Regions from separate parts of the Homo sapiens genome. Here region 2 is linked to region 1. The links are chromatin contacts, found by Hi-C or POLR2A ChIA-PET in ENCODE. All regions are on one chromosome and are shown on one strand. Each heading gives the region's core, a stretch centred on a gene start or an enhancer-like site at or near the end of the contact. The rest is flanking DNA. Distances are from core to core; before and after follow the strand shown. Region 1 overlaps PDYN-AS1 (PDYN antisense RNA 1). Region 2 holds the start of LINC03086 (long intergenic non-protein coding RNA 3086).

What was found. A loop is a pair of places that touch in the nucleus more often than their neighbours do. ChIA-PET counts read pairs that join two places held with the same protein, here RNA polymerase II (POLR2A). Pooled maps may share reads with other maps.
Region 2: a pooled map shows a loop between it and region 1 (5-fold over the local background). The contact joins the promoter of LINC03086 here to the enhancer-like site in region 1. A Hi-C loop is called at or near these places in 6 of 50 pooled maps. POLR2A ChIA-PET finds 5 or more read pairs at or near these places in 3 of 52 experiments (CD4-positive, alpha-beta T cell, PC-9 and activated B cell).

What each region holds. Positions count from the first base shown.
Region 1 is chr20:1,964,230-1,970,101 of GRCh38, forward strand. PDYN-AS1 (PDYN antisense RNA 1) reads left to right here. Exons shown (of 4, transcript NR_134520.1): 3 at 1,375-2,114. Among named protein-coding and RNA genes, the nearest start is that of PDYN-AS1, 20 kb to the left of the region's middle. RefSeq lists an enhancer at 333-883. Within about 2 kb of position 1,587, at least 6 of the 41 ENCODE cell types and tissues checked have a DNase peak (open chromatin) inside an H3K27ac peak, as active enhancers do.
Region 2 is chr20:2,202,922-2,208,602 of GRCh38, forward strand. It overlaps LINC03086 (long intergenic non-protein coding RNA 3086), which reads left to right and starts at 4,007. Exons shown (of 2, transcript NR_161305.1): 1 at 4,007-4,598. RefSeq lists enhancers at 4,098-4,598, 4,281-4,400.

The sequences.
Region 1 (5,872 bases), core at 337-2,836:
CTGAGGGTTCCTCCCTGCTTTAGACCATATAGGGTAACTTCCTGACATTACCATGACATTTGTAAATTGTCATGGGTGCTGGTGGGAGTGTCTTTTAGCATGTTAATGCATTATAATTAGCGCATAATGAGCAGTGAGGATGACCAGAGGTCACTTTCATCACCATCTTGGTTTCAGTGGGTTTTGGCTCTTTTTTTTTTGTTTTAACCACATCCCGTTTTATCAGCAGGGTCTTTGTGACCTGTATCTTGTGATACTAGTCCTGCCAACCTTCTATCTCATCCTGTGACTAAGATTGTCTGACCTCCTGGGAATGCAGCCCATTAGGTCTCAGCCTTATTTTACCCAGCCCCTATTCAAGATGGAGTCACTCCTGTTTCAATGTCCCTGACAGAATAATAAGAGCCACATGGAAAAAATAAGGGCTCGACAAGTATTCATTCACTCCAGTCCCCCCATTCTTTTCGTACTACCTGAAATCCCTCCTGGGTTTTTTTAAAATTATAAAGCCCATACTATGTCTCTTCTCTTACAGAAGCGCACTTTCTCATTTGCACATCTGAGCAGCTGAATTTCACGCATAGCACCTCCCGGGGTTTGGTCAAAGGAGACAAAGACTCTCTCCTTTGACACAAACTAGTCTGTCTCCTCTGAGTCCTCCACTTGACTAGGCAGCCTCTCTGTCCTTGTAGACTCCAGCTGGAGCAAGAATCCTGCTAAATCAGTTTAGCAAAAATCCCCACTCTTGGTGTCCGACCATTGTGGATATCTGATCAGCTTGGCCTGCCTTCAGCAATAATCCTCTCACGTTAGTTTAGCCAGAAAATCCCTGAGGTTTCCTCTTAGTAATTTTCCATCCGTGGACCCCCGCTCTGCTCCTTGGTTATAAATTCTCACTTGTCCCTGTTGGAGTCAGAACTGAGCCCCATCTCTCTTCCCACTATGAGACCCCACTGCAGCGATCCCTATACCCATCGCCAGGGGACCTTGAATTGGCCTCACCACCTTCAGCGAGTGCCACGAATAACGTTTTCTTTAAGAGTTCTAGGCTCATGAAAAGCTCTTCCTCTCAGACGTTCCCACCTTAGTTGAGAGCTCTCCACATTTATAGTTTACTATTTTTGCTTTGATCATCATCATCATCATTACTGAAAATTTCCCCCAGAGCTTCAGGCAGAGCTGGGTAGACAAAATACTTCCGGCCTGTTTTTATCTTCGTTTTTAATTTTAAATGGAGAAAACATGGGATGGGTGGAGGAAGCAAAAGTGCTTTCTACTCGAGTGAGGTTTAAATTTCTGAACGCCACTATCCAAGCTCACTCTCCACTGGTTCCGATGAGAGCTGGGGCAAACAGGATTTCCCTTTCTTTGCAGTGAGGAAATTGCCTAATCATTTGCAGGCTAAGAGGAAAGACCGCACTGCAGAACAACTTATTTTAATAGGAAGCACCAAGACTTCTTATCTTAATGCTGACGACCGCCCGTTTATATTAGATGATCCCCTGAGCGTCTCTCCTTTTGTCTCCTTGAGTTTGAACCCTTAAGACCACGTGGACGGTGGGGAAATCCTCCCTCAACGTGCATGGCTCATCTCGCCACGAGGGGGCGCTCCCAGATCAGAGACACGCGGCTGCCGCCCACCCACCTCGCGGCCGCCACCTCCTGTGCGTGCATCATCTTCGCGCACCTGCCCAGAGGGCGGGGCCGGGGGGTCTCCTGCCCCATTAAGACTCCCTGAAGTCCAGGTGCAGCCCTGAAGGCTAGAGCAAGGTCACTACCGAGGAACAAGATGTCCTGTGAGACGTCCCGGGATCTCTGTGAAAACTCTGGACCTCTGGGAAGTCAATGGGGACTGCACTGAGGGCCTACTGTGTGCCAGGGCTTTATGTAACCCAAGTTATTCACTCCACAAACACTGAGGGCCTGCAGAGGTGGCTGTCCAAGAAGGGAAGGAAGCTGAGGGTGAAGGAGGGAGCCTGACCCTCAGACCAGTTTCCCTGGCAGCCAGCAGAGCATTCTGCAGCATGCTGCCAAGCAAGAAAGTGGTCTCAGCTGTGCACTAGCTTCAGCCTGCTCCTAGGGGAGCTCTGGAGTGGGAGCTGCACTACCACGAGGTGAGTGACTGGTCTTTTATGCCCCTAGATCTGGAGTGGGGAGGGGTATGACAGCCAGAATCAGGGGCCTAGATGTGGCTCCCATAGCATCCACCCCAAATGTCAGCAATGATTGTTTTCAGATTGTGGTTACGTTGAGGATCCGTCCCTTAGGCAGAGAGCATGGAGGTGGCTCTCAGAGACACCCTCTCTTCCAGGGCTCCCCAGGGCTCCTCAGTGTCAGCCCCAACTCTTTCATGAGAGTGTGCTAGGACCTCCTTCTCCAAAAGAAAATCTCCAGTGAAGATCAATGTGTAACCTTGGGAGGTTGAGATGAGAGAGATGATGAGATGATATGGTGGGGATGCTTTAGGAGTTCCCAAGGCCTGCTGGTGCTCTCTGCATACTCACCTGTGCCCAAACTGAACCAAGCTCATTCTCGACGCTTTTCCTCTTTCTCTCTCCCAATCCAGTCAGGTGCCTTGTCCTGCCGATTCCATACCCTTAATGTTCCCTACCCAGACTGGCAGTTACTGTGTAGTTAGCAGACAAGCAAGGACTTTGGGGGTTACCCTAAAACCCCAACTTAGCTCTTGAGTGAATCCGGGAATGTCAGTGTGGAAGGGATTTTTTGGATGCAGAAAAGGTTTCTTGCAAGTACTTGTTACTTAATATTCAATGTAATACAGTAGCTTAAAAAAAAAACCCTAGTCATTCTTAAGCCTTTAAGTTCAATTTACAAAACTTATTATTCGATTTCTATGCAGTCAGTTTCAAGGGGCTTTTGATTAATGGTCAATCGACTCATACTCGGTTAAATGATTCATACCATTTGCAAACTTGGTTAATTAAATTATCTTCAACATTTTACACAGGACTTACTAATTTAACGTATTCAATTTCCTTTTTTAAACACTTTCATTGCCTGACCTGACAAGCAAAACTTTCCAAAGTACTTAAACCACTTTGGAAAATCTAATTTAAAAACTTATACAACAGTGAATCTCAAGATCTCTTATACATTCTGGAGTCATTTATAAATTTAGTATAAAAAGATTCATGTGCTTCTCAACGGAAGAATCACAAGTCTAAACTCAATTACATATTTTAAATAGGAGTCACAAGGCTAATTTGTTCATACTCTAATATGCAAAAAAAACCTCTTCAAAGTTGTGAATACTTTAAATACCAACTACACAATAATATAGGCTTGACTTCTAAACCTTTGTGGGGTTAAAAGATATCTGCCCAGTGATGGAAAAGTTCCCCATTTTAAGGTAATTGGGGTGACATCTTTCAGTACATTGTACTACCTCAGGGGCAAAGGTTTCATATTGTGGCAGAAACTGCTGGATCTCTAATATCCGTGCTCCCCTGCCTCCTTAGAAATAGAACCTCAGACTCTAAATGGGCCAATTGGCTACCTAGAATAAAGATGGCATTTCCCAGCCTCCTTGTATCTGAGTGTGGCCATGTGACTCAGATCTGGCCAGTGAGATAAGCAGAAATGTTACATAGCAACTTCCAGAAAGGACAGCTGACGCGTATGTCCTTTCCCCCTCTTTTTTATTTGTTCCTCCATCTTGCCACCTGGACCATAGATGTTGATATAGTTTGGATATTTGCCCCTGTCCACATTTCATGTTGAGTTGTAATCCCCAATGCTGGAGATGGGGCCTGGTGGGAGGTGTTTGGATCATAAGGGCGGATCCCTTGTGTGTGTCTTGGGCCATCCCCTTGGTGGTGAGCGAGCTCTCGCTCTGAGTTCACAGGAGATCTGGTCATTGAAAAGTGTGTGTGGCACCTCCCTCGACCCCTGTCTCTCTCTCTCTTGCTCCTGCTTTCATTATGTGACGTGCCTGCTCCTCTTTCACGTTCCACCAGGATTGTAAGCTTCCTGAGGCCTCCCTAGAAGCCGAGCTGATGCCAGCACTATGCTTCCTGTACGGCCCGCAGAACCATAAGCCAATTAAACTGCTTTCTTTATAAATTACCCAGTATCAGGTATTCTTTGTAGCAATGCAAGAACAGCCTAACACAGGTGGAGTGGTCAGATTCCAGTCACTGTCTTGGACCTGGAGGTCCAGGGTCCCCCTTTAGGGCTGGTGGTGTGATGTGCTATAGAAGAATCTTGGGATTCTGACAACTTCATGAACAGCATGTCCACTTCAACCTGTGAGAGATTGTTTGGGAAGATCCCTCCCATCCCAGTGCTTCTTGGCAATGTGACTTTGCCCTCTTCCCATCAAGAGATAAAGTCTGTTTCCCTCCCTTGAATTGGATGTGTCCCTGAATCAACCCAGCACTGTGCTCCCACCTCCGTGTGGCAAAATTGGCATTGGGTGACTTTTGGGGCCTGACACTCCCATGTGAGAAAGACAGCCTAGCCTCCCAGAAGATGAGGGTCTCCAGCCAGGAGCACCAGCTGCTGGCACTGGAGTGAGCCCATGTAGGACCCTTCTGCCCAGGCCACCTTCCAGTTGCCTGCAGTTTCAGAAGGGAGCCCAGGAGAAACCCACAGGGGAAGTTCACCAATGTGCAAAACATGAAGTGTAAATTGTTGTTTTCAGCCACCAAGTTTTAGGGTGGTTTGTTGATGCAGTGAAAGCTAAATAAAATCCAGCCCTGGGCTGCCCACCTCTGACTTTTTCATGAGAAAGAAACTTTGATCTTGTTTAAGGCATGATGGTTTTTGGTCTTGGGTGAACGGAATCCTGATGCACACATGCACCTCTGGACCAGAGATTTTTGCTTTGATGTGATACCTCAGTGGCCAGGGTGATTCTCTCTTGCTGCTGATGGATGTGCTGAGCCCTTTTTTTTTTCCAATCGGTTGCTATGACAACAAGGGACTCCATATCCTCTAAAGAGGTTGGTATCTTGTGGGCAATTAGATTCTGGCCATACCATTACCTAATTCTTCTGTCTGATCTGAGACCAGAGTTCCCTCCACCTCCCCCCAGCACCCCCGGCACTCCCCGCCTTGCCCTCCTCCTGCCCAGGAGGTTAAAGCTGGCTTCCTTTGCTAATCTCCTTATTGCTGAATTGAATTCTGAAGCTGTTTCTTGCCCTTGCTGTCTGCTCAGGCTGCAATTCAGATAGATACTTAGAGGCTTCCTTTTGGATTCTGCATCTCTCCCTTTCTGGGCTCTGAGCTGTAACATCCCTTAAGTCAAGTTAGATACAGAATGAGAGGCTTCTTCTTCTCCAAGCCTCTGTTTTCTTATCTGCAAGACGGAGAGAGCTTACCAACCTAACAGGGTTGTTGGGAGGTCTCTGAGACTCTGTCTACAAACGCCTTGCAGTTCTCAGCCCCCTCACTCCCGCCAAGGCCCCAAATGTCTTCCTGGAACATTGGCAACAAAATCTTAGACGCTCACTGTGGCCTTAGGGCCTGCCCGGCTCTCACCTCCTGCAGTCCTCACCAGCCTCACTGACCTTCTGAGGGTCCTTGGGCCAGCAGTGCTCCCACCTCTGGGCCCTTGCTCTTGCTCTTCTCTCTGCCTGGGGTGCCCTCCCCTCAGCTCTTTCATGGCCGCTCCTTCCCCATTCTTCAGGTCTTAGTTTATTTTATTTTATTTATGTATTTATTTTGAGACAGAGTCTCGCTCTGTCACCCAGGCTGGAGTGCAGCAGCGCGATCTTGGCTCGCTGCAACCTCTGCCTCCCGGGTTCAAACAGTTCTTCTGCCTCAGCCTCCCAAGTAGCTGGGAGCCTGCTACCACCACGCGCAGCTAATTTTTTGTACTTTTAGCAGAGATGGGGTTTCACCGTGTTAG
Region 2 (5,681 bases), core at 2,757-5,256, 240 kb after region 1:
GTTTGTTCCTAAGAAAATTCATAGGGTGAATTTTCATAAACGGAAAAGATAATTACTATTTCAACCGATGGTACACAGTTACTGCACAATTTCAGAAACAAAATACACACATGATTCTCAAAGTCATAAAAATTTTTTTAAAAAGCAGTATAAGAGAGACAAAGGAAACAATGCAAGTGATGCCTGAGTCTGTTACTTACAACCCGCACCAACTATGTCACCATAGAGAAGACCATGTGGAGGCTGCTCCAGAGGCTCAATAGCAGTCTTTGCTAATGCAGTGAAATCCTCACAAGCCAAAGAAAAGAAATTTAATGGAAATTAAACTCCTTTTAAAGTCAAAGTCTTGAACTTGCATGGGCATATTTTAGGGTAAGACTCTTTCCCATAGTATGGATGCATTATAATTTATTTCCCAACTGTTCATTATATGGACATCTGGGTTCATATTAATCTGCCAGGACTCCCATAACAAAATACCACAGACTGAGTGGCTTAAACAACAGAAATGTATTTTCTGACAGTTTCAGAAGCTGGAAATCCAAAATCAAGGTGTTGGCAGCTTGGTTTCTCCTGAGGCCTCTCTCCTTGGCTTGCAGATGGCAATCTTTTCAGTGTATCCCCACATGGTCTTTCCTCTGTGTGTGCACCCTGGGTGTCTCTCTTCTTAGAAGGATACTAGTCATATTGGATGAGGTCAATATGAGGTCATTACCCATATGACCTCATTCAACCTTAATTACCTCTTTAAAGACCTTATCTCCAAATATAGTGGCATTCAAAATCATTAGGAGTTAAGATGAATTTTGGGGTGCACAATTCAGTCCATAACTCAGTTGTTTCTCATATTTTTCACCGATATTCCTCACCTCACACACTCCTCAATCCATTCTAATCTCATTTCCACCCTCAGTGCTCCAATGGATATTTCCCTCCTCTGAGTGCTACCTGGTCAATTGTGATTGTTGCTCCCGTAAACAACTACAGTGTTCTCCTTCTTATTGGTTCCATGATGTTTATCATCCCCCCTGCCGCCGCCCAATCCATTCTCCCATAGACATAGTAAAATGCATTTGTAATCTAATCACCCCACCCCTTATCTTGATACTCTTCCCTGACTTCTTGCTTTTGAATTAAGACGCAAACAACTTAGGATGGTGGACAAGCCCTTGCAGGATCAGATATCGGTCCACCTCATTCATACTCCAACAGCCTCCTCCAACCCACTTCATTCCAGCCACACTGGCTTGCTTTCATCCCATGAGAAAGGTCAAGTCTTTTCCCACTTCAGGGCATGAATTGTGTCCTCTGCCAAGAACAACCTCCTCTTTGTCTGTCTCATCCTTCACACAGATTAAAAGTGAGTTTCTCAGTGAAGCTCTCCTTGACCCCCACTTGTCAGGTTACCATTGTCCCAGGCTCCCACAGAATTCTGGATTTTCTCTGCAGTGGTTATTACACATTGCAGTCACTGGAGCGATTGTTTCATATGCATCTCCCCCACCAGACCAAGAGCTTCTGGAGAGCAGGGGCCACATGGAAGATGCTCATTCCTGCATCCCCAATGCTCAGCCCAATTCCTGGCACAAAGTAAGTACTCGATAAATATTTAATGAATAAATAAACTCGTTGCATTTGGCTGTTTCCTCCATTTGGAAGGCCCTTTTCATTCTCATCCATCTGGCACGTTGAGGCCAGCCAGCTCCTATATCGCTCTGATTAGACTGTGAATTACTTTCATGGCAGGACCTGTGTTCCCAGTGCCTGGTAAAGGGCATGGCGCACACAGCAAGCCTGCCGGTTGAAGCAGATCATTTTTACTTTGCTGCGTATCCAGGTCCTACATCACTGCCCTACTGAAGGTTCTTGAGTCAAGAAGCAGATGAAAAAATTATCAACCTTCTGTCTGATTCATAATGACTATCACCGGTAGTCATTTATTTTGTATGATTTGTCTATAAATCATACAAAATAAAACTGACAATGGTTAAGATGGCACCTGTGAAATTTGTTATGAACTCAGAAGACTCACATCTTAAAGGTAACACTGGAAATTACAAGAAGCAAAGGAAATCAGATCTGGTTGAAATAATCAATGCAAACTAAAACAGACTGCCCACGTAAAATTTGCTCCTTACTAAACATTTGTAGAGGACTGCCATTGACAGATTTTTGGACCCACAAAATTTTGCCAAAGGAAATGGAACTATGGCGGCTGGGCATGGTGGCTCATGCCTGTAATCCCAGCACTTTGGGAGGCCAAGGCAGGCAGATCCCTTGAGCCCAGGAGTTCGAGACCAGCCTGGGCAACATAGTGAAAGCCTGTCTCCAAAAATGAAAATCAACCAGGCGTGGTGGTGCATGCCAGTAGTCCCAGCTAGTTGGGAGGCTGAGGTGGGAAGATTGCTTGAGCCTGAAGGTTGACGCTGCAGTGAGCCCTGATGGCGCCACTGCACTCCAGCTTGGGCAAGAGGGTGAGACCGTGTCTCAGAAAGAAAAGAAAATAGAACTTGCTAGTGTCAATGCCTTTTAGCCAAAGACCACCAGGACACACCTATAGTTGAACAAGTTGGGTTGCACTGAGGGAGAGTACATACCATGACAGAACTATGGGGGGGTATCTTCGAAAAGAGGTGTTATAAAGAACCTATTACTGGATTTGAGCTTTTATGGGTAATTTAAGGAGGGCCTATGGAAGTTGGATTCGCCCTAGATTGGAAGTGGTCAGGAAGCAGGAGCCAATTCCATGATTGGGTATCTCAATAAATCTAATCTATAGAGAAGGCAAACTAGAAGAAAGATAAAACTGTAATTAGTTAGCAGGGGGCCGGGCACGGTGGCTCACGCCTGTAATCCCAGCACTTTGGGAGGCTGAGGCAGGCAGATCACGAGGTCAGGAAATCGAGACCATCCTGGCTAACACAGTGAAACCCCATCTCTACTAAAAATACAAAAAATTAGCTGGGCGTGGTGGCGGGCTCCTGTAGTCCCAGCTACTTGGGAGTCTGAGGCAGGAGAATGGCATGAACCTGGGAGGCGGAGCTTGCAGTGAGCCGAGATCCTGCCACTGCACTCCAGCCTGGGCGACAGAGCGAGACTCTGACTCAAAAAAAAAAAAAAAAAAAAAGAGAGAGAAAAAAAAAAGAAGTAGCAGTCACTCATTTTCTCCAAGACGGGTGTTTGGTATTTTGTGAGTGGCACAGTGACTGTGTTTTTGTCTGTGCTTAGACAAAATTTCAAAGTAGATTTGCTATGTCTCACTTTATCAGGCTCTCTGTAACCATATCTGAGGTTGTTATTTTGTGACGCTACGTACAATAGGAGGATAACATGGTGGACCTGTGATGCCAGGCTAGCTTCTGAATGTCGGGGTTCCCTTTTTTTTTTCTTTTTCAATAAAATAAGCATGAAATACAAAATATCACAATGATGGAAACCAAAGTAAAATTCGACATACAAATTTTAAAGAAGTAAAATCTTTATCATGAAATTTATATGTAAAAGAATCACTCAGTAAAGACAATTTCCATAAAATAAAAATGGATATGGATACTATTTAACTATGTTGTATTAAAAAAAACTGATCAAAGAATTGGTTTAATGGAAAATGCTCTGGAAAATTCTTTTGCAACAGTTCATCGCTGTTGATATAATCCTAATTAAAATTATCGGACTCCAGTTTTGGTGGAGATGTAAATTTGCTAGTGTCTTTGAAGAGCAATTTAGTCATATTCATGAAAATTAAAATTGCATGTGGCCTTTGACATAGAAATTTTACTTCTGGAAATTTACAGAGAAAGTTGCACGTGTGCACGTACATACAAGGATATTACCACTCCACTCTAGTATTTTTTGTAGTAACGAAGATTGAACAAACATTAATGTCCTCCAGTAAGAAGCTGATTAAAATTCAGTATGAGACATCCATTGTACCCAAAGCTAGGTGGCCTTAAGAAGGTCAGTGTCGCTCAGCGACAGGGCTCGGCCCCCCCTCGTGCAAACCCACCCCGAGGTGTGAGGCCAGGAGTGTGCGGTCACGAGGCGCCCGGGAAGTGTGTCCAATGCCCGAAGCAGCCCCCACCCGGGCGGTCCTGAGTCCGGGTCGCGCTCTGGTGTATCTCTTTTGACGTCTGCTACCCACAGCCTGGGGCAGGAGAGTGGCGACGGCGAGGAGCAACTGCACGCGACTTGGGACCTTGCCCTGCCCCGCGGCCCGCGTCACCATGGCAACTGCAGGCAGCCAGCACCGACGGCGGGAAAACGAGGACCGGAGCCGCGTTACAGCCTTGGCCTTCGAGCAGCCCAGGGAGAGTCTCTGCGTCCTCCAGCCCCCGCTTCCCTTCATGTCGGAGGTCCTAAGCCCGCAGCGAAGTCCGCAAAGAGCTTTCCCCGACGCCTACGAGACCGGAAGTGCCTGGGCCCAGGTGGAGGAAGGACCCGCGTGGCCGCCTCCGCGCTCTCCCTGGGGTCCGTGCCCCTTCCGGCGTTTCTCCCGCGTCCTTCACCATGGCAACTCGGGCGTCGGGAGCGTGGGCTGCGAGCCGAGTGGGTGGGGGAGCCGCCGGGCTCTATCCGCCAGCCCACGAGAAGTGACGCAGGTGACGGGAGGCCGCAGGGACCTGAGGGCGGAGAGGGGAATTCAGAAAGTGCCGGGCGGCGGCTTCCGCTTCCTCTGCGGGGTCTCTGGGTGGTCGTGGCTGGGAGCTGCCGGGGCCCGGTGGCCGTGCGCCTCTGCTCCGGGCAAGCTCTCCCTGCAAGGCCCGGGCGGCGGCAGGGGGCAGTAGCGGCCCGCGATGCTCAGAGGCTCGCTGGCACGGAGCTCCCGGGCTGGGGCGTCCAGATCTGGAGAAGCCGGGGGCCTTGGTCACACTCAGAGCTGACGTCCAGTGCGGCCCTTGCTGAGGACTCGAGCGAACAGATCTCTACCCAGCCCCCGCCCCACGCGCACCCAGCCTGGGTCAGCTCGCCCTGCCCGCAGCCACGCAGCTGGTGGCTAAGCGCGGGCTCCGGGTTCAGGCTGCCTTGAGCTCTGTTGGTTCCCTCTGAAAGTGCTGATAATGATAGCAGGTATCTTGGGATTGCTTTGAGTATTAAACGAGTTAATCGTACTTAGTACAATTTCTGGACTTAGTTTCTAGCACGTGGGAAGTGCTCATGGGCTTGCCTGGGGCAAGTTAGTTGACCTCTCAACCTTGCCTCATTAAAAAGTGGGGATAATAATAGTACCCACTTAATACCGTTATAATAATTACAGTAGTTAATATTTGTAAAGCCCCTTGCCTTCAAGAACTTAGGACATTAAAAAAAAGATTGTGAAGTCCCTAGAATGGTGCCAGGCACATAGTAAGCTGCCTCTATTATTACCATGGTCATATTGTTGTTATCACTATGTTAAATAAAATTTATAAGAGGCTATTGGTTTGGACTGAGCTCCTGCACTATGCCCAACAGATCAACCCAACATGGAGTCACTTATGCTGAAGTTCCGTGCCACCAAGCTGAAACTAAGTTGCTTATTTGACTTTCCTAGAAATTAGGAGAGAGAGACAGTTAATATAGCCAAATGCCCAAGTAAACCAGCTTTAGCTGGCATGATGAGGAAGTCCTCTCTGCTTTAACCTTTACAAGGAAAATAACTTTGAAACAACCAATTCGCTTTTTGTTCTGTGTTTCTGCTTTCT